Linked DNA regions of Mus musculus: region 1 is linked to region 2. Evidence: chromatin loops called from intact Hi-C (ENCODE). Cell type or tissue: heart. All regions are shown on one strand. Links, peaks and the distances in the headings refer to the core of each region. The heading gives the core; the rest is flanking DNA.

The links. Hi-C counts contacts between places; a loop is a spot of excess contacts. Peaks named below come from ENCODE experiments on the same cell type or tissue, not always from the same donor. Only the 100,000 strongest peaks of a DNase experiment are listed, where the experiment ranks them.
Region 1: a loop joins it to region 2, with 3 times the contacts of the local background. A loop is called at or near these places in 6 of 42 quality-filtered maps.

The regions. Positions count from the first base shown.
Region 1 is chr19:7,035,170-7,044,978 of GRCm38, forward strand. It overlaps Stip1 (stress-induced phosphoprotein 1), which reads right to left and starts at 4,857. Exons shown (of 14, transcript NM_016737.2): 1 at 4,711-4,857; 2 at 327-536. The coding sequence starts at 4,719. In heart, for the core only: a CTCF peak has its summit at 4,784; a DNase peak (open chromatin) is centred at 4,982; H3K4me3 peaks cover 2,910 bases; H3K27ac peaks cover 2,392 bases.
Region 2 is chr19:6,974,276-6,984,084 of GRCm38, forward strand. Ppp1r14b (protein phosphatase 1, regulatory inhibitor subunit 14B) reads left to right here and starts at 773. Exons shown (of 4, transcript NM_008889.2): 1 at 773-1,231; 2 at 2,269-2,352; 3 at 2,583-2,615; 4 at 2,707-3,049. The coding sequence starts at 974. The coding sequence ends at 2,775. Fkbp2 (FK506 binding protein 2) reads right to left here and starts at 6,189. Exons shown (of 6, transcript NM_001166368.2): 1 at 6,119-6,189; 2 at 4,698-4,866; 3 at 4,283-4,395; 4 at 4,115-4,161; 5 at 3,736-3,771; 6 at 3,462-3,659. The coding sequence starts at 4,862. The coding sequence ends at 3,598. LOC114841036 (Uncharacterized protein LOC114841036) reads right to left here and starts at 6,165. Exons shown (of 6, transcript NM_001370419.1): 1 at 5,039-6,165; 2 at 4,698-4,866; 3 at 4,283-4,395; 4 at 4,115-4,161; 5 at 3,736-3,771; 6 at 3,310-3,659. The coding sequence starts at 5,975. The coding sequence ends at 5,175. It overlaps Vegfb (vascular endothelial growth factor B), which reads right to left. Exons shown (of 7, transcript NM_001185164.1): 7 at 8,197-8,592. The coding sequence ends at 8,571. It also overlaps a transcript of Plcb3 not described here. In heart, for the core only: a CTCF peak has its summit at 5,475; DNase peaks (open chromatin) are centred at 3,896, 3,936, 5,776, 6,216 and 2 weaker places; H3K4me3 peaks cover 4,818 bases; H3K27ac peaks cover 3,993 bases.

The DNA.
Region 1 (9,809 bases), core at 2,417-7,416, 61 kb after region 2:
AGTGGTGGCACACGCCTTTAATCCCAGCACTCGGGAGGCAGAGGCAGGCGGATTTCTGAGTTTGAGGCCAGCCTGGTCTACAGAGTGAGTTCCAGGACAGCCAGGGCTACACAGAGAAACCCTGTCTCGGAAAAACAAAAACAAAACAAAAAACCTGTTTTACAATCGATGGCAACAAACTTGAAGTAAGTGTTCCCTTCAAGGGGTGCCAGGGTAGGCTGGCCGGCCAAAAGGAGCAACCTATAGTCAGGACAGGAGGACCTACTAATTAGGAACTACAGACAAGATCCTTAGGAAACTGTACAGAGCAGAACTCTTCAGCTTACCTTGCCCCAGTCAGGCTTCAGGTCAACAGTCTTGCAGCCGTCCTCATAGGCCTTCTGGTAGTCTCCTTTCTTGGCGTAGGCTGCAGAGCGATTGCTGTAGAGCACATGGTTCTGGGGATCTAGTTTAATTGCCTCAGAGTAGCACTGTAAGGCATCATCAATGTTCCCAGCACTCAGGGCCTTATTGCCCTTCTCCTTTAGCTCATTCACCTGAGGAGGAAAGGCAGGCATCAATACAGCTTCACCCTACAGAACTGATTTCTCTCCCCTAGGGTGTTAGATTTTACTTATTCTTCCAAAGTATCAGCTAGTTGGCTGCTACTGATCAATAAGAGAAAAATGCTAATCTATCCATGTTCTTCTACACCTCTAGAAACTAGCAGAGAGAAAAACAAAAACAAAGCAGAGGCATGCTCAGATACATGACTGACCGGACACATGGTGGCACACACCTACACTCCCAGTACTCAGAAGGCTCAGGCTGAAGGAATCTGAGTTCCAAGTTATATAGAAACAGGGCCCTAATTAAATGTCTCAGTGTGATTTAAAAAAAAAAAAAAAAAAAAAGGGGCTGGAGAGATGGCTCAGCGGGTAAGAGCACTGACTGCTCTTCCAAAGATCCTGAGTTTAAATCCCAGCAACCACATGGTGGCTTAAAACCATCCTTAATGACATCTGACGCCCTCTCCTAGTGTGCCTGAAGACAGCTACAGTGTACTTACATATAAAAATAAATAGTAAATAAATATTAAAACAAAACAAAGAAGAAAAACAAACAAACAAAAAACCCTCAGGCCTGACAATCTAAGTTAGATACTGGACAGCAAAGGATGAAAAAGAACCAACCCCACCAAGTTAACCTCTAACAGCCATATGTGCACACCTGCATTCGCCCATCATGCCCTTAAGTCCTAGAAGCTTCAGAATAAGAGGATCCTGTTCTTCCATGCTCATTGTGGCTCTACTGCCATTTCCCATTATCAGCAAGAGCCAAAAAGTACTTACTGTGCTGACCCTTAAGGGTAGAGTTAGTCCCCACCAATGTTAGTCCCCATCCACTCATGATGTTATCAGGAAGTGGGTAAGAGGATGAAGACAAATATCATCTAATCCCATTCTCTCCATTTCCAAGAAGCTTCATAAAGTAAAGGAGGCTTGGGCTGGAGAGATGGCTTAGTGGTTAAAAGAACTGACTGCTCGTCTGAAGGTTGAGTTCAAATCCCAGCAACCACATGGTGGCTCACAACCATCCGTAATGAGATCTGATGCCCACTTCTGGTGTGTCTGAAGACAGCTACAGTGTACTTACATATAGTAAATAAATAAATCTTTTAAAAAAGTGAAAGAGACTTTGTCTAAGAGTACTGACTTTCCTTTCCCATAGTCAAAGCCACACCCCTAGTCTTTTGCCCCCTCCCCTTTTTAACACTTTGTGATAGGGTCTCAGTTGAATTTAGAAGGCTAGCCTTGAACATGAGATGAGATCTTCCTGTTCTGATCTCCCACTAGCTGAGATTAGAGGTCTAGTTGCTTTTCTTTTCATTATCTGTGTGTGTGTGTGTGTAAAGGGTTTTTCTTAGCTCTGTTGACCTACAGAAGGTCAAGAACGTCACACTGCAGAGCAGTAGTAGCCTATGCCTTGGGAGGCAGAGGCACACAATCTGAGTTCCAGGATACCTAGGGCTACATAAAAACTCAAATCTCCAAAGGAAAAAACAACAAACAACTCAAACAACCGGACATAAGGTACCTATGGAAAAACAGCTTCACAGCACCACCACCACCACCGCAGATTTTCCAAGACGGGTTTCTGCATAGCCCTGGCTGTCCTTGAACTCAGGGATCTGCCTGCTTCTGCCACCCAAGTGCTCGGATTAAAACTACCACAGACTCACCGCTCCCTTTTAAAGCCAAGAATAGAGTGAACATGAGTAGGATGTTACTTATGTTATTGGGATGGGCATGTAGCTCACTTGATAGCCCAAGCACCAGGTTGGACCCCAGCACCAAGCACAGTGGCATATACCTATTATTTCAGGATTTATGAGGTGGAAGAAGGAGATTGCTGTAGTGAAATTATTACAGCACCTATTATGGAATGATCATCTACTCATGATTCAGAAGACTGACATAGAATGTACTTCTTGCAAATGCGTTTAGAATCCCAAGGTACACCAATTAGAAACTTTCACAGAACAGAGGTCCCAATGCACATGTAAGCTGGCTTTTCTCTGCAATCTCAACACTTAGGAAGAGGCAGCGGACCCTATTCTCAGCAAAGGAGGATGACATGCAGGAGAGATAAAGGAACAGACAGGAAACTGCCAATATGACATTCCTTTACAGGAAGGTCAAGGGAGAAAAAGAGTACACAGTACACAAATATTCATCTTTGAGCTGGGCAGTGGTGGCAGAGGCAGGTAGAGTTCTGAGTTCAAGGCCAGTGTGGCCTACAGAGTTATTTCCAGGATAGCCAGGGCTACACAGAGAAACCCTGTCTTGAAAACAAACAAACAAACAAAAAAAAACCCCTCGTCTTTGTTTGCAGTTAGGATCTCTTTATGTAGCTATAGCTGACCTGTAACTCCACTATATAGACAAAGCTGTCTATCTGTCTGCCTCTGCCTTCCAAGTGTTGGGATTGAAGATCTGTGCCACCACACCGGGCATTAGAAATAATGTTTTGGGATTTTTTAAGACAGGGTCTCACTATACAACTCTGGTGGTCCACTTACTTACTCAGAGATCAGCCTGCCTCTGCCTCATTGAGTGCACCATCATGCCTAGCAAAATTAAATCTTAAAATATAAACTATGTGTCACTGTAGGAGTTACCTGGAATTCTACTCTTCAAATGTACAATTTTCCAGACAGGGTTTCTCTGTATAACCCTAGCTGTCCTGGAACTCTCTGTAGACCAGGCTCTCCTCAAACTCAGAAATCCACCTGCCTCTGCCTCCCAAGTGCTGGGATTAAAGGCTTACTTATGCCACCACCACCTGGCTCAAATGTACAATTTCCAATATTCAAACGCATTTGTGTATATGCTAGTGCATGGGGCAGACATTGGAAGTCAGGGTCTTCCTCCAACACTCTCCACCTTACTCTGAGACAGAATCTCAATGAATCTGGAGCTCACAGACAGGCCTGAGATGCTCGGGTCTCCCCTCCCCTCACCGATTTAGTGGGTAAAGGCAATCGGAACCCAGGCCTTCATCCTTAGACATCAAACGCTGAACCAACTGAGCCATCTCTAAGCCCAACGCTCAAATTTGTCATCTTACTGTAAGTTTGCAGTCCACAGGAACACTTGCACACTTGTATAATGGCTGGCAGGATTTTTCCCCACTGAGGAGGGTGGGGAGGATGGACGGGGTAGACCATAGCTCTAAATTCAGGCCCTGTGTTTGATCCCTAGTGCCACACAATGAATGAATGAATGATAATGAAAAACAACCTCTTTTTGTTGTAACAGAGCAAGGTGTTACTCATACCAAAAAAGCGTCTCTCTTGTCCGTACTGCAGTTACAGTTTAATTACTCCAAGGGTACAGAAAGTTGATTAACCTCTCCATTTAGTCTTATTAACAAGGTGAGAGGCCCCACGGTCCCTCACAGTGACTATTCCAGAACAAAAGGTTTTACTTTATACATCACAGTAAAAGTAGTAGTAAGCTGTGCTCTTTTTGTATGTGTGTGTTTGGATGAATCACAACGGTTCAATGACAGCTTCCAAGGTAACAAAACCTCTCCAGGCCTCAGATGCAGGCCACTGTAGCCTGAGCTAAATCACCAAGGTAAGGACGGCAGGTTTCCCTCTGTGCCCCAGATCAGATGCTGAGCGGTAGAGACAGGGACTTCTAGCTCCTCACTATCGGCTCACAACTGTCTAAAACCACTAAATCCTGTGTAATCGGGAACGGAATTTCCAAGGGTCGGATACTCAGTCACCCCACAGTCACTACGAAAAGTGGGGGGAGGGGCGACATATGTATGCCTCAGGGAGCCCTGGTGACACTGTCCGCGCCCGCCTTCTCTGCAGTCGCGCGGGTCCTTTTCCCGGGCGCACACAGATGCCGTGTACCCCGAAGGCTGCTGGGGTGATCGGTCACCGGATCCCTCCAAGTTCGCAGCGGCCGACAGGGGCCTCTCCGCGCTGAGGAGGCCCGGCCCCCAGAAGCTTCGGGGCCCGGCCGCGGCCAGGCCTGTTCCCGCTCCACTCGGCGGGTCGCGGGGGCGACGGGCGCTCGCCATTCTCCCCTCACACGCCCGACCGCGGCTCTCACGCCCGCGCCTCGGCCGCCCGACCCGGCCCCCCAACCACTCGCTTCTCCCCGCCAACAGGCCTGCGCTGCCCCGGGGCCCCGGCCGCCCCTCCCCCTTCACCTGCTCCATAGCCTGGCCCGGAACCCCGTTGAATCGAATTCGTCCGCTCCGCGTTCCCAACCGCACGCGCCGCCTTCTGGAACCTACTAGAAGCTGCCGGGACCCCCAGGTTACCGCCCCTTCCTCGCCTGCTCACTGGTTGAACACGTCCAGGAGGCTCTGCTCGCCCCTTTTATAGGCTTAAAGTTCAGTCAATCATCGTGACTTCTCTTTCATTGGTTTTTTACGGGTCTTCTCTTCAGCCCTGCCTCCTCTGCACCTCCGGATTGGACACTCCGCGGCAAGTCCCGCCTATTTCAGGGCTAGGCTAACTGAGGGAGGAGCGGGTCTTGACGACACGGATTGGTTGGTTAGTCCGTCAATTGTAGCTGGCCTGGCCGCACCCATTGGTCCTGTTCTTTCTGGAAATTTCCACAACTCTCATTGGGCTGAAGGACTCCTAGACGGAACCGCCTTTCAGAGGAAACATTCAATTGGGTGGATGGGTGGGGAAAAAAAAAAATTTGGCCATTCCTGGCGCTGATTGGTTTATGCCGCTGCCCTGTAAGGGGGTGCTCGGCTGGCTGGTGGTTCGTGGGGAGTCGAGCATCTGGCCCGGTGTCGCCTAGGCTTTAACTACAGCGTTACAAGCTGTTTTCCCTGAGTCTGAGACTGTTGGCCCGCGCTTCCTCGCATCCTGACTATTAGGCCCGGAATGTACCCAAAATATTGCGGGCTATGACGGGCCTGCGTTGAATGTTCCCAAAATGCTGCGGGCCACGACAGGCCTCCGCTTTTCCGGCAGTGTCCTGGCGGACCGGCTGCTTGGCCCTTACTCTCTGAACTCAGCTGCAAGCTTTGGTCACCATGGCCTGCCAGCAGAAATGCTACTTGGGTTGCAGGCTTAGCGTGTAGCTTATGGAACGACAGAGACTGATGATCAGGGGTCTGGACAGGATTTGTATAAGGAACGTGGGCTGTGCGGTGCCATGTCTGTGCCAGTAGCACCAATGCATACCCTCTCCATCCGGTTACCCCTTATCTGTTCACTTATGCCTACCTAGTTCTTTCTCCTGCCTCACTTAAGATCGGAGGAAATGAGCGGTGGTGGCATACAGCACGCAGGAAGCAGAGGCAGGTGTATCTCTTAAGCTAGCCTGATCTACATAGTGAGGTCCAGGACAGCCAGAGCTATCCATACCAGAACTATATAGTGAGACCCTGTCTCAAGAGAGAGGGAGAGGGAAGAGGCAGAGTGCTGAAATTACAGGTGTGAGCCAAATGTGGCAAGAGTACTTTTTGGGTGACTGGAGATAGAAACAAAGGTCTTGTCTGTGCTACACAAGCCCTCTACCCATGAGCCTCCAACCTTCTGTTTGACAAAAAGAAAATACAAAGGTTAGGTTTTTTGGTTGTTTTTTTTTTTTTTTTTTTTTTTTAATTACAAAAGGCATGTATACAAAGTGCATGATTAAGCCAGGCATGATGGAGTGGACCTTTAATCCCGCACTGGGATGGGGGCTGGGGGTTAGGTAGATCTGTGTGAGTTGGAGGCCAGCCTGGACTACAAAATGAGTTCCACGACAGCCAGGGTTCTGTTACACTGAGAAACCCAGCCTGGAAAAAAACAAAGACACCACCACCAACAAAAAAAGTGCATGACTGCAATCCCAAATTTTGGGAGTTGGAAAAGGGAGGGAGATCAGAATTCAAGGCCAGCCTGAGCAAATGAAGAAAAAAAAATGGAAGGAAGGGGAAGGGAAGGGCTTGAGATGGCTTGAAAATGTGGTAAAGGGTGTTTATTCCCCAACCAAGCAAGCCAGGCAACCTGAGTTTGAGTCCTTGAACACACACAACAGAGATATATCACCACTTCAAGGCCGACAATGCTTCCCCCCCCCCGCCCCCCCCCCCGACATGTTTTTTCTGTGTAGCCCTGGCTGTCCTGGAGCTCACTCTGTAGACCAGGCTGGCCTTGACTCAGAAATCCGCCTGCCTCTGCCTCCCAAATGCTGGGATTAAAGGCATGCACTACCACGCGCCCGGCTTCGGCTTTTTTTTTTTTTGGTTTGACAATGCATTTTTTTTTTAAACCTTAAAAATAATGACAAGGGCCGGGCATGTAGGTGCACGCCTTTAATCCCAGTACTTGGGAGGCAGAGGCAAGTGGATTTCTGAGTCAAGGCCAGCCTGGTCTACAGAGTGAGCTCCAGGACAGCCAGGACTACACAGAGAAACCATGTCTTGAAAAAACAAATAAAAATAAAATAAAAACTTAATAAAAGCTGTGTTTCCCAGTTATTTTTCTATTGCTCTAAAGAGGCACCATGATCAAAGCAACTTACAAAAGAGTTTATTGACGTTTTCAGTTCCAGGGAGTAAGTCTAAGACTGCTATGGTGGGTAGCATGGGAGCAGGCAGGCAGTCCTGGTACTGGAGCAATAGCTAAGAGATATACACAGAGAAACCCTGTCTCAAAAAAAAAAAAAAAAAAAAAAAAAAAACAGAGAGAGATGACAGAGACCTGGGATAGGGGTAGCTTCCAGGAGCTATGGGGATGACTTTAGCTGAGACTCCTAACAATGAGAAGCCGGGTGTGGTGGCGCACGCCTTTAATCCCAGCACTCGGGAGGCAGAGGCAGGTGGATTTCTGAGTTCGAGGCCAGCCTGGTCTACAAAGTGAGTTCCAGGACATCCAGGGCTCTACAGAGAAACCCTGTCTCGAAAAAATCAAAAAAACAAACAAACTAAAAATGAGAAGATATGGAACTTGAGGTCACCTCCTGTAGCCAGGCAGTACCCCTAGTGGAGGTGATAAGGAGACCAACCCCCCCCCAAAAAAAAAAAAAACCTATTTACAAGATGCCCCGGGACACAGATGGAGCAGAGACTGAGGGAATGGCCAATGACTGGCACAAGTTGAGCCCATCCCACAGGCAAGCACTAATCCCTGACACTATTAACGATACTCTGTTATGCTTACAGACAGCCTAGCATAGCTGTCCTCTGAGAGGCTCTACCTAGCAGCTCACTGAAACAGACGCAGAGACTTTCGGAGCTTGGAGAGTCTTAAGGAAGAGTTGGGGGAAGGATTGAAGGCCCAAAAATAAGAGTTTAACAAGAAGAGGGATCAGCACTCGGGAGACAGAGGCAGGCGGATTTCTGAGTTCGAGGCCAGCCTGGTCTACAGAGTGAGTTCCAGGACAGCCAGGGCTATACAGAGAATCCCTGTCTCAAAAAAACAAAAACCAAAACCAAAAAAAAAAAAAAGCCAAGAAGAGGGAGACCAACATAGTTAACTAACCTGGACCACTGGGACCTCTTAGAAATTGGACCACCAGCCAAAGAACATACACTAGATCTAGGTCCTCCACACATATGTAACAGATGTGCAGTGCAGTCTTCATCTGGGTTCCAAACAGCTGGAGTGGGGGCTGTCCCTAAAGCTACTGCCTGTTTGCGGATCCTGTTCCCCTAACCGTTGGGCTGCCTTGTCTGGCCTCAGAGAGAGAAGATGCGCCTAGCCCTACAAAGACTTGATGTGCCAAGGTGGGAGGACACCCAGGGGACCTCCACCCTCCCAGAGGAGAAGGGAAGGGAAGGGACTGTGTGAAGAGGGCACGGTGTGTGTGTGTGTCGATCAGGATATGAAGTGAATACATGAATTAAATAACTAACGGGTGGAAGAGCTTCCATCTGATTCACAAGGCAGGGAGAGATCTCACTGCGGATGGTGTGTGCTTTTGAAATGTCAAAGCAGACCCTCAGTCATCAACATTCTCCTGCCTCCCAGCCCTTCCCAATCAGAAGACAGACCACACTCGATGGAGGCACACTCGGTAATTCTAGTGCTGGCAGTCTGGGAGGATATCTGGGGCTTGCTAGCCAGCCAGTTTAGCAGACTCAATTAATAAGCTTTAGGTTCAATGTGAGTCTCTATCTCTGTCTCTCTCTCAAAGATTTATTTATTATATTTAAGTACATTTTAGCTGTCTTTAGACACACCAGAAGAGGGGATGGGATCCCATTACAGATGGTTGAGACACCATGTGGTTGCTGGGATTTGAACTCAGGACCTTTGGAAGAGCAGTCAGTGCTCTTAACCTCTGAGCCATCTCTCCAGCCTGAGACCCTGTCTTAAAAAATAAAAGTGCTGGGCTCAGTGATAAAAGTGATCAATGGAAGGAAGGCGTCTTCAATTATTCTCTGCCTTTCTTTTAAGCTGACCACCACATATGTGCTCACACATGAAAACACATGCATGTGTGCTCACACATGCAAACACATGCATGCAAAGGCACATACTCAATTAAAAAGTCAAGGTGTGGGACTTTAGATGGAGACTGCTTGGACATTCTGAAACTTAAGCTTCCAGTGTCACAGCAAAGTCACACTGAACACTGAGAAATGTGAGCTCCTAATAGGCCCCATACCTCTGACATGAGCTAAGAGTTGTGCTAGCGAAGCCAACGTCCCCTTCTATCCTCTCAGGTCCCTTGAATACAACAGAGTCACTACAGAGGCATCTGGCCCTGTGCATGCCCTGTGTGACTCAGGCCTGTGTTCCAAAATGCTGCTGTTCAGGGTAAGGGGAGGAAAGCAGAGGCCTTGTCTGGACTCAGCTTGAGAGCACAATTCCTGCAGAGCAAACAACCAACTTCACAGCCTCCTTTTAATGGCAATGCTGTGTGAGGGGAACAGTGCTTGCCGGTCAGGATTCTGGGAGATCTTCCATTGCTGGAGAGAGGAGCTGAGGTAACTTTGGTTTCCTTCTCCCACTGAGGGCAAGGTTCTCCTGAGGGCTCATCGAGGCCACTAACCTCAGTGGTTCTGACTCCCAGGTCTCCTGCACAGCGGCTGAGTCCTGATGAGTTGGGAAAGTTAGAGAACTAGAGGGGCAGCTCTCTTCAGTTCCTGTGGATCTGCACAGAGCGCCAGGCCCTCCCTGTGCCTGATGCTGGAAGGACCAGAACAATGGTAATTACCTAATCACTAATCAGACAGCTGAGGGCAGTACGGGGGCTGGGAGTCTCCACCACCAGCCTCGTGGCTATAAATACCATCTCAAATGACTCCTAGAATCCCAGCTTCATGTCAAAGCTTACTGCCAACTCCCAGGG
Region 2 (9,809 bases), core at 2,380-7,379:
GGGCGCCCAGGGCCTCGCCCAGCACAATCCTGCCAGCTCAGAGGGGCGCGCCCCAAACAAGTTTGCGCTTCAATGCGGGCTCTGCAGCTGGGAGGGGCAGCATCGACGAGCCGCTGACTACATTGCCCACAATACCACGCGCGCCGCCATCTCAGCCGGTGGGCGGTGGTCGTCCCAGTCCTGGCTATTGTAAGCCAAACGGCCAAATCTACACGCCCCCACCCCGAGCTCTTCCTTGAGGGGCGTGAGACCAGACCAAGTAGGGCATCCCGGCCGGCACCTGGGCAGTGCCTGGACCCCTTTACACCTCCGATCCCCGGAAGCCCTGTCCACGTGTCGACCCATGCGCGGAAGTTCTCTCGCCCCTTGATGACCAAGGGTCCCGCACGTTCCTCACCGCATCTGCGCCCACACCGTCTCATGCCTAGACTGTCTGTTTCTACCTTAGTGACAGAATGAAACAGGGTCAGAAGAGGACTATGGTCCTAGTGGCGTGAAGATCCAGGCATCCGACACCTAGAAGTCTAGGTTTGAGGCCAGAGGTTAAGTTATAGGAAACCGGACAGACAGTCCCCAAACCCGGCAAAGTAGATCCTCCCCTATCCCCTTTCAGGAGGCGGGGTTGGGGAGAGGGGGCCTGAAGCGGGGCTGGCCCTTTAAGGGGGTGTGGTCGGGGGGCGGGGGAAGAGAGCAAGACAGAGAAAGCGGCAGCGGCGGCGGCTCGGGCGGCGGCCGCGGGGGACAAAGGGCGGGCGGATCGGTGGGGAGGGGGCGGGGCGCGGCCAGGCCAAGCCCGGGGGCTCCGCATGCTGCAGCTGCCCCCGGGCGCCCCCGCCGCCGCCCTCGCCGCGGAGCTGCGCGGAACGGAGCCCGCGAGCTAACCGGAGCCAGCGGCCGGGAGCCAGCCGGCGGGCGTCCGGGAGGCGGCGGCGCAGGGAGGGGCCCGAGCGCGCACGTGGCCCCGGCGGCCGCCATGGCGGACAGCGGCCCCGCGGGGGGCGCGGCGTTAGCTGCCCCGGCCCCCGGGCCGGGCAGTGGCAGCACAGGGCCCCGAGTCTACTTCCAGAGTCCCCCTGGGGCCGCAGGCGAAGGCCCGGGGGGCGCTGATGACGATGGCCCGGTGAGACGGCAAGGGAAGGTCACCGTCAAGTACGACCGCAAGGAGCTACGGAAGCGCCTCAACCTGGAGGAGTGGATTTTAGAACAGCTCACGCGACTCTACGACTGCCAGGTGTGCTCCCCACCCCGCGCGGATACCCTAAAATCGGCCCTAAGTCGGTCTGTCTCCAGAGTCAATGGGAGCTCTGCTGCCAAGCCACCGGTCTTGCACTCGCCGCTCCCAGTGAGTGTGCGCTCTTTCTTGCCTGACCTAAGACACTCTAGCTTTCTCCGCTGCCCGGGACCTTGCGTCCTTCGTGGTACTGCCTCAGGTTAAGCATAGTGTCCTCGCCGAGTCTAGAAGAACTAGATAGCCTGCTGGAGGCAGGGGTCTAGCTTGGGCTAACAGTGAAAGGTCTAGTCTAGTCTGGGCTAGCATCGACACTAGTTGAAAGGTACTAGTTTAACTGTCTCAAGTGTTACAAAGGATCTGAGGAGTTGTTGTGGGCTAGCCTGCCATTCTGTCTACAGAGACAGGTTAACCAGCTCTCCCAGCTCTGGTTCTCCACCCCATGTTCCTTGCTTGTTCAGATGGTGACTCAGGCCCCCAGGGGTAGGGTGGAGGAGTGGGCCTGCCCTCTAATGCCTACCCTAGCCCAGCCCTGGAATGCAGCTGGCTCCAAGTGTGATAGCTGTACCCTTGGGGAGGGGGGTGTACCCCTTTCTCCTCAAAGCATGGGCTCTTTGTTTCCCCTTTATCAAGCATGGGTCTTTCACACTGACCCCTCACCCTCACTTCCTCCCCCCCCCCCCAGGAAGCTGTGACAGGTGTTTGGGGGAGGGGAGGGCTGTGATGAACTAGGACAGCTGGCCCACCAGTGCTCTGGTGAGCCGGAGGTCCCGGATGCTGAGAAGGCACATCTGCTAGGTTCAAAGCCCAAGGTCCCCAGCCCTGTCTGTCTGGCGCCCCTGGTGCCCACTGGCAGGGACAGGAAGTTCCCCCTCATTGGGCAATTTGCCTTGGCACAGACCTGATCTGTTTTCCTTCCCAGAGCAGCTGTCTTTGCTGGGCAAGGAGGGCTGGGCTGGTTTTGAGTGAGGCAGGGAGCCCTCTCCACACCCTCTCCTGGCTGAGACACTTGTCTGTGCTTCTCCCCGCCTCTACCCCAGGAGGAGGAGATCCCGGAGCTCGAGATAGATGTGGATGAACTTTTAGACATGGAGAGTGATGATACCCGGGCTGCTAGGGTCAAGGTAAGCTGAGGTCACCTAGTGGAGGGTTGTCTGGAGACACGGCCCCTTGGGGAGGCTTGGCCCTAGGGCCATACCTTCTTTGGTTTGGGTCATCTGCCTCTGGAAAAATAAGGCTCACGGAACTTAACTTAGCTATGTTCCTAAGTGGCCTCAGTCCCTGGGGAGGGTATAGGTGAACTGAGAGCCCCTGTCCTCAAGAAGTCACTATGTGCTGTGTTCTCCCTTGCCAGGAGCTGTTAGTTGACTGTTACAAACCCACTGAGGTAAGCTATTCTCCTTGCCCTTAGGGTGGGTGTGTATGTGTGCAGCTTATCATCGGGATCCTGGCCTCTCTAACAGCCCCCTCCTATCTAGGCCTTCATCTCTGGCCTGCTGGACAAGATCCGGGGCATGCAGAAGCTGAGCACACCCCAGAAGAAATGAGGGTCCTGACTCAGACGGCCGTGGCTCCCACAGGACAATCGCTGCCCCCCAACCTCGTAGCAACAGCAATACCGGGGGACCCTGCAGCCAGGCCTGGTGCCATGAGCAGGGATCCCCGTGCCCCTGCCTAGGGGTCATTTCCCTTGCCCTCAGTTTTCCACTTTTGGGGTTTTTTATTGTTATTAAACTGACGGGACTTTTTGTGTTTTTATATTGACTCTGCGGCGCAGGCCCTTTAAAAATAAAGCTAGGATACAGCCTTTGGAGCAGCTAACAGGCTTGGCTGGTCTTTTACGGGGGACACACTGCTCTACAATTGTCACCAGCTCGTCTACTCCCCAGGTGATCCTGGGCCTTCTTGGAGCCCATGTAGCCATGGTGATAACTCAGGCTGACTCCCAGATTGCTATTCCAAGCAGCTGGGGAGCAGTGTTGCTACCTACAGTCTTCAGAGTTTTTATCCGCACTGGGTAAGGTCTCTAGGCTGTTGAGGCTAAACCTCAACGCTCTGCAATTATCAGGGAAGATATGATATGAGATTGAAGCTGGTTTTATTTTCCCTTCCCCCATGCTGGGGGTTCAACTTGGGGACCAACCCATTCACGTTACACCAGTGCCCTGCCCTAACACTGATGCTAAGGTACTAATCTAAGTTCCTTAGGATCCACAAAGAAATACAGACTCACTCTTGGGGGTTTTAAAGGTTTTTTTGTTTGTTTTTGTTTTTAAACAGTCTGGTCCCTGATGGGGGCCTCCTAGCCCTCTGCAGCCTGCTACAGTTCTGGTCCCTGACGGGGGGGCCTCCTAGCCCTCTGCAGCCTGCTACAGTTCTGAGCGTCTCTCAATCTTGAGCAGCTCCACCTCAAACACCAGGGTTGCTCCACCTGGAGAGAGAAGTGCCATCAGACTGGGACCTGGGACGCTGGGAGAGTGACGGGCTGAGGGTGGTAAGGGTATTACCTGGGATCTTTGGGGGGGCTCCCCGCTCTCCATACCCTGTCAAAAGCACAAAGACAAAGAGTTAAGTTGTGGCCAGGCTCCCTTCTAGCCCACATAAAGGATGGGGGGGGGGGGGTTTGCAGGGGTGACAGGAGAGGGTGAGAACACCAAAAGTCTGGCACTGAGCGATCTACAATTGTCACTCTCTACTGCTCTGCAGTTGTCACCAGCTCAGCTAGCGCGAGCTTTCCTCAATCCTGGCTGCTGAACACAAGCCAGACTTGAAAGTGGCGTATATGCTGCCATGACTAAATGGAGTGGGGACCAGTGAAACTTTAATTCATCCTTAGGCACATCTAAGCCCTCTCCCCATTACCTCCCAACCCCAAGGGCCTCTTACCCAGCTCGGATGGGATCACCAACTTCCGCTTTTCCCCTTCACACATCCTGCAGGATGACACATGCTTAGCACATGAAGCGCCCAGACCCCTGTCCCACAGCTGGGCCTTCCTCCCACAGCTCGCTTGCTGGATCACTCACTACAACATGTACCCCAGACCAGACTTACCCCAGCAGCCCCTGGTCCCAGCCCTTGATAACCTGGCCAGTGCCAAGGGAGAAAACAAAGGGCTGGTTCTGTGGTAGGCTGCTGTCAAACTCCGTCCCATCTTCTAGCTTTCCCTGTGAGACCATGGGAAAACTAGTAAGGAGAGGTGACAAGTCCACAACCCTTCCACCCAGCTAGTCTCCCCACCACAGCCCCAGGGCCAATGCCTTGGGTAGCTCATGTGTGTTAATTTGGATGCTGATATCTAGCTGAGTAAACTGAAAAGCAAGATAGAATCGTGGGAAGGAGCTTAGAGGTCAAAGGGGGATAGATGTGTTTGAGGTTATCTACCTAGCTGAGAAAAAACAGATGCCAAAGTCCTTTCAGGTCCTGAAACCTGCCAAAGCCCCAGAGGCTGCTCCACTCTGACACTTACCGTGTAGTGCATGTGTAAGACATCTCCCTTTCTAGACTTGATAGGACAGTGGTCCACACGTTTCTTCACTCCAATCTGCAGCTTCCGTTTGCCTTCGGCCCCCGTGGCTGCTGCCAGGGCACTCAGGCAAATGGACAGTATTGTCAGGATCCAGCTCAGCCTCATGTCTCTGTAGGCAAAGGCCACCCCACCCCCAACCAAAAAACTGGGGGGTGGAGTCATGGGACGTCTTCAGTCTGTATCAGGAGGACGCCAACTCCCCATTATATCTTGCCTGTTTCTGGGGAATCCCACAGTCCTGGGTCACCACCCCCTCCCCTGGGCTCTGTAGCCACACTTACCAGTCCAGTGAGAAGGGGGCTTGACCGAGGACCCCAGCAGCGAGGGGAGGGGGTCAGGGGAGGCCACAGCAGCCAGTGCCCCCTCCCTTTGCTCACTACCTGACCTTCTCTCCCTCCCAGTCCCCATCTCCGTTCTTCAGTTCCCGCTAGCCCCTTTACGCAAAGTCCAAACCCTATCTGATTGCACCGGATTTGTCCCGACTGGACGACCCCACTCCCGCCACACCCAGCTGCCCCCTGTCCAGCACACCCACACATCTGCGGCTGCTGCAGGTGTTCGGCCCCGAGGCACCCACACATCTCCACTAGGTGGCTCTGAGGAGCCCCGGTCCTCCGGGGGCACCCCCCAGTCCGGCCCCGTGCCTCCTCCACCAGGGGCACCTCCCCAACTCTGAGCTCTTGGGGGCCTCCGGGGAACCCAAACTGGCTCAGAGTCAGCAGGGCGCCGAGCTCGCTCCACCCACACCACCTCTCCAGGGGGAGTTCTCGGTCTACCGCGACCCCAGGCGCGGCCACCACGGAGACCGCCCCCGCGTGGACGCCCCCGGCCATAGCTCAAGCTTAGCTCTGCGCAAGGCTCCTTGGCCCCACCCTTTACGGCGTGAAGCTCCGCCCCCTGACCTGCAGCTCCACCCTCCGCAATGTTAGACCTAGTCTCCAGCAGAGGGGCCACGCCACTCACTGACTGAAGTCCCACCTCCAACGACTGGGATCTCACGCCCTCTGTCTCCGAGCCAAAGGCTCCACTTTCCACCTGCTCCAGCTCCTCCTCTAAACCCCAAGCCCCGCCCCCCACGCCTCCTACTCCAGCTATGGGCCACTGGGTTCCGCCCTCAACTCGCACTGGCTCCGTTGTCCCTCCCACCGCTGTTCCGCGCCCCGCCCCGAGCCCCAGGGCTCCGCCCCGTACGGCGTGAGAGCCCGCCCCCTGCGGCATTGCCAGAGGCCGGACCCCAGCCCCAATTCCTTCGTTTGCTGCCCCTGGCTGGCACGCGGACTCCGGCCCGCTTCAGGCCGGCCTGCCCCAGGTTGCCCTCCTGCACCCGGATCCCCCAGCCTGGGCTGTGGCCCCCCGCTCACCTCCTCGCCGCGCCCCCGGAGCCAATCCCGCTCGTGCTGTCACTTCTGCGCAGGCGCGTCTTCGTCGCTACAGGGCGGGACACGCTGCCCGCCCTCATTGGACCGTCCAAAACCCGCTGCTGCATCTATGGGCGGGGCTTCTCATTTGGCCCTGCCTCCTGAGTGACTGCGTGACAACGTCACTTCCGGGGTTCAGATTCCGGGTCTAGTTTGGCAAAAGTTGTGTCCGAGAGACAGAAGGCAGTTCCAGCCAAGGTGACATGGTCAAGCAAGTATGACTGCACGCGCCTGGAGGGGTTCTAGCAGGCACCGTGCTGACTTCCTGACCGGCACGCCTTTGGGTAGTTGTTGTGGGAAGAGGCTAGGGGTTCGGAGCGACAACCCGGATTTGAATCTTAGTTCTTTCATTTCTTGGCTGGCTGCGTGACCTTGACTAAGTTCGTTCTTTTGGTGGTGCGCTCTATGACACCCATACCACATGGCCCTGAGCTATGCGGACCCCTTTCATCTTGTGGTCTACAGTGTCAAGTCTCATCTGTGGGTGAACAAACGTCTCCTGGGCCAGGTCTATCATTCACTGCCCAGGAGACACATTCTCTAACCTAAAGATCCTGAAATTTAGAGGAAGCCAAACCTGAGTTAGGCTATGGAGTCTAGTGATTTCATACCCGTCTTAGGCCGTTTGCCCTGCTAAGACCATTTATTCAGATACCAATGGAAGATAATCATGATGTTGACCCCAAGAGAAGCATACTGCATATCTGATGAAGCTTAGTGGGTTCTGAATGTTTAGCTCTCAAATCCTAACCTTCACTGAGCCAGAGCATGATCACCAATATCACTGCTGAGAAAGTTATTTAAACATGATAAAAAATGGTGTGCTGTCCCATGACTGTAATGTCAACACTCTAGAGGTAGATATAGAGGGATCAGAAATTCAAGGACATTCCAGCTACATGAAGAATTCTGAGTCAGCCTAGGATACAGGAGACATTTTCTTAAAAGAGAAAGTTCAAAAGCAGCATCAGGGCTGAAGATGCAGTAAATCAGTAATATTTGCCAAACATGTATGAAGCCAGGAAGTTTAAGGTCATGCAGGCTATGTGAGACTCTCATGGATGGGTAAGTAATTATGTGATGATCATCATCTTGAGGAATTCTTTAGTTTACCCTACTCCTGCTTTGATACCACCAAGATCATGACCTCAGTGTCAGTCCCTTCATTAGGGCGGCTACTTTCAGTTACTTCTGTCCCTGAATGTTCTGTAGCAGGCCAAAGCCTTGGTGCTTCGCTAGCCTTCCCACACTACCCAGGACAGTGGAGAAGGGTAGACACTGAGCCTGGACCAAGTAGGTTAGGAATCTCAAACAGCAGCTGATGAATCCTGGGATGCCAGGGATTGTAGGTGGAGAAGACTCTGGGTGTGTTTCTTTAAAAAGGCTTTCCAGTCGGGCATTAGTGGCGCATGCCTTTAATCCCAGCACTTGGGAGGCAGAGGCAGGTGGATTTCTGAGTTCAAAATCCAGACCAGCCTGGTCTACAGAGTGAGTTCCAGGACAGCCAGGGCTATACAGAGAAACCCTGTCTTGAAAAAAAGAAAGAAAAAAAAAAGGCTTTCCAGTCATATGAAGGCAGGATTGAGGCATGAAAGGGGCAGCCACAAGGAACAATATTGCAAGTGTATACTCAACAGAGAAAGTGGGTGATACCTCCTATTATATATATATATTATTATATATATTAAAAACAAAAACAAAAAAAAAAACCTCACACTAGTTGAGAGCCAAGAGGGTTCCGTTTGGTGGCAATTATCTATTCTTGCCATGTGAATCTGGGAAGCAGTTCTTATGGTCTAGGTCTCCTTAATTTCTGGCCAGGGTAGTCAGAATCCTTGTGGTGAGCAGGAGGCAAGGACTTTTTGTAACAATCTGTGGTTGTGGCTTTACCTGGGAACTGCTGTCGGGGTTGGGCACACTGGCACAGTAAGATAGGAAGCAAAACTGAAATGATGCTGTGTTGCGCTTTCCTGCCCAAGCTGGCCAGCCTGGAGAGTAGCAAACAATGACAGAAGCAGCCATAGTGTCTTCCATCTCTTTTATCAGAGTGTGAGTGTGTGTGTGTGTCACAGTTATCATAACAGAACCCAAATCCCGTTATTGGTAGAAGTTTGGGGTTTTCATAGTGAGGGGAGACAGCCAGCCAGAAGATGCTCACTTGACCAGGGTGGTTAAGTGAGAGAGTACCCTGGCCCCTGAGGTGAGACATGAGGTTCCTTGACAATTGTTAGATGGCAGCTCTGGGAGATAAAAGATGGCGAGAGAGCTCTCTAAAAGGTCCAGGTCCTGGGGCAGTGACCTCCCAGACTGAGGAGGTTCGCCTGTGCTCCACTCTTCTCCCTGTGAAGCAGGGCCATAAAAGCAGCCGGGCCCGTGGAGTCTGGAAAGCAGCTTGTCACTTTCGCGGCTTCCGGCACCTGGGGAGTGGAAAAGGGGTGTCAGTGCTGGCTGGAGCTTCACCCCAAGCTCTTCTTTTAGATTACTAATTTTTATTTTTAAATTTTTGTTACATGGGCTGGAGAGATGGCTCAGTGGTTAAGAGCACTGGCTGCTCTCCCAGATGACTCAGATTCAGTTCCCAGCACCCACATGGCAGCTCACAACTGCCTATAACCTAGTTCCAAGGGATCTGGCCCCCTCACACAGATGTACATACAGGTAAAATGCCAGTGGTTTTTACCTGCATATGAAATAAGTAACTTCTTTTAAAAATTGTGGCGAAGGGGGCTGGAGAGATGGCTTAGCGGTTAAGAGCACTGACTGCTCTTCCGAAGGTCCAGAGTTCAAATCCCAGCAACCACATGATGGCTCACAACCATCCATAATGAGATCTGATGCCCTCTTCTGGGGTGTCTGAAGACAGCTACAGTGTACTTACATATAATAAATAAATCTTTAAAAAAAAAAAGTTGTGGTGAAGGGATTGGCCTGTGCTCATGTGAATGTGTGTGCATTTTAGGTACTGGTGGCTTAATCATTCTCCATCTTTATCCTTTTTATGCCAGGCATAAGGAGGCAAAGGCAAGCAGATCTCTGTGAGTTCAAGGCCAGGCTGGTCTACATAGTGAGTTCCAGGACAGCCAGGGCCATGTAGAGGGACACTGTCTCAAAAACAAAACCAACCAAACAAAAACGTATTTTGCTATTTTTATTTAGGTGTGTGTATGTCTGGCTGTATAAGCACATTGTATATAGGCCTGAAGAGGCTGGAGGAGGGCGTCTGGTCACCACAACTGGCACTGCAGCCTTCAACCAAGTGTGTTCTCCAGGACCAGCAACCTCTGTGAGCCAGCTCTCTCCATCCCGCGCCACCTTTTATCTTTTGAGACTGAGTCACTCACTATATGTGAAGCTAATTGATTCTGCTTCAATGGCTGGCCAACAAACTCTGGGGTTCCTTTTGTCCCTGCCTGCTCTTGCAATAATAGGTTACAATGCATCGCGCTCCTACCCAGTCTTCATGCTTGAATAGTAGATACTTTCCCAGCCAGGCCATTTCTCCAGCCCCCACTTATTTATCTAATTACCAGTGACATCTTTTAAATTAAGTATATACATGATGCATGTATGTGCACTGCATGTATGCCTGGTCTCTGCAGAAGCCAGAAGGCATTAGCTATTCTGGAACTAGAGT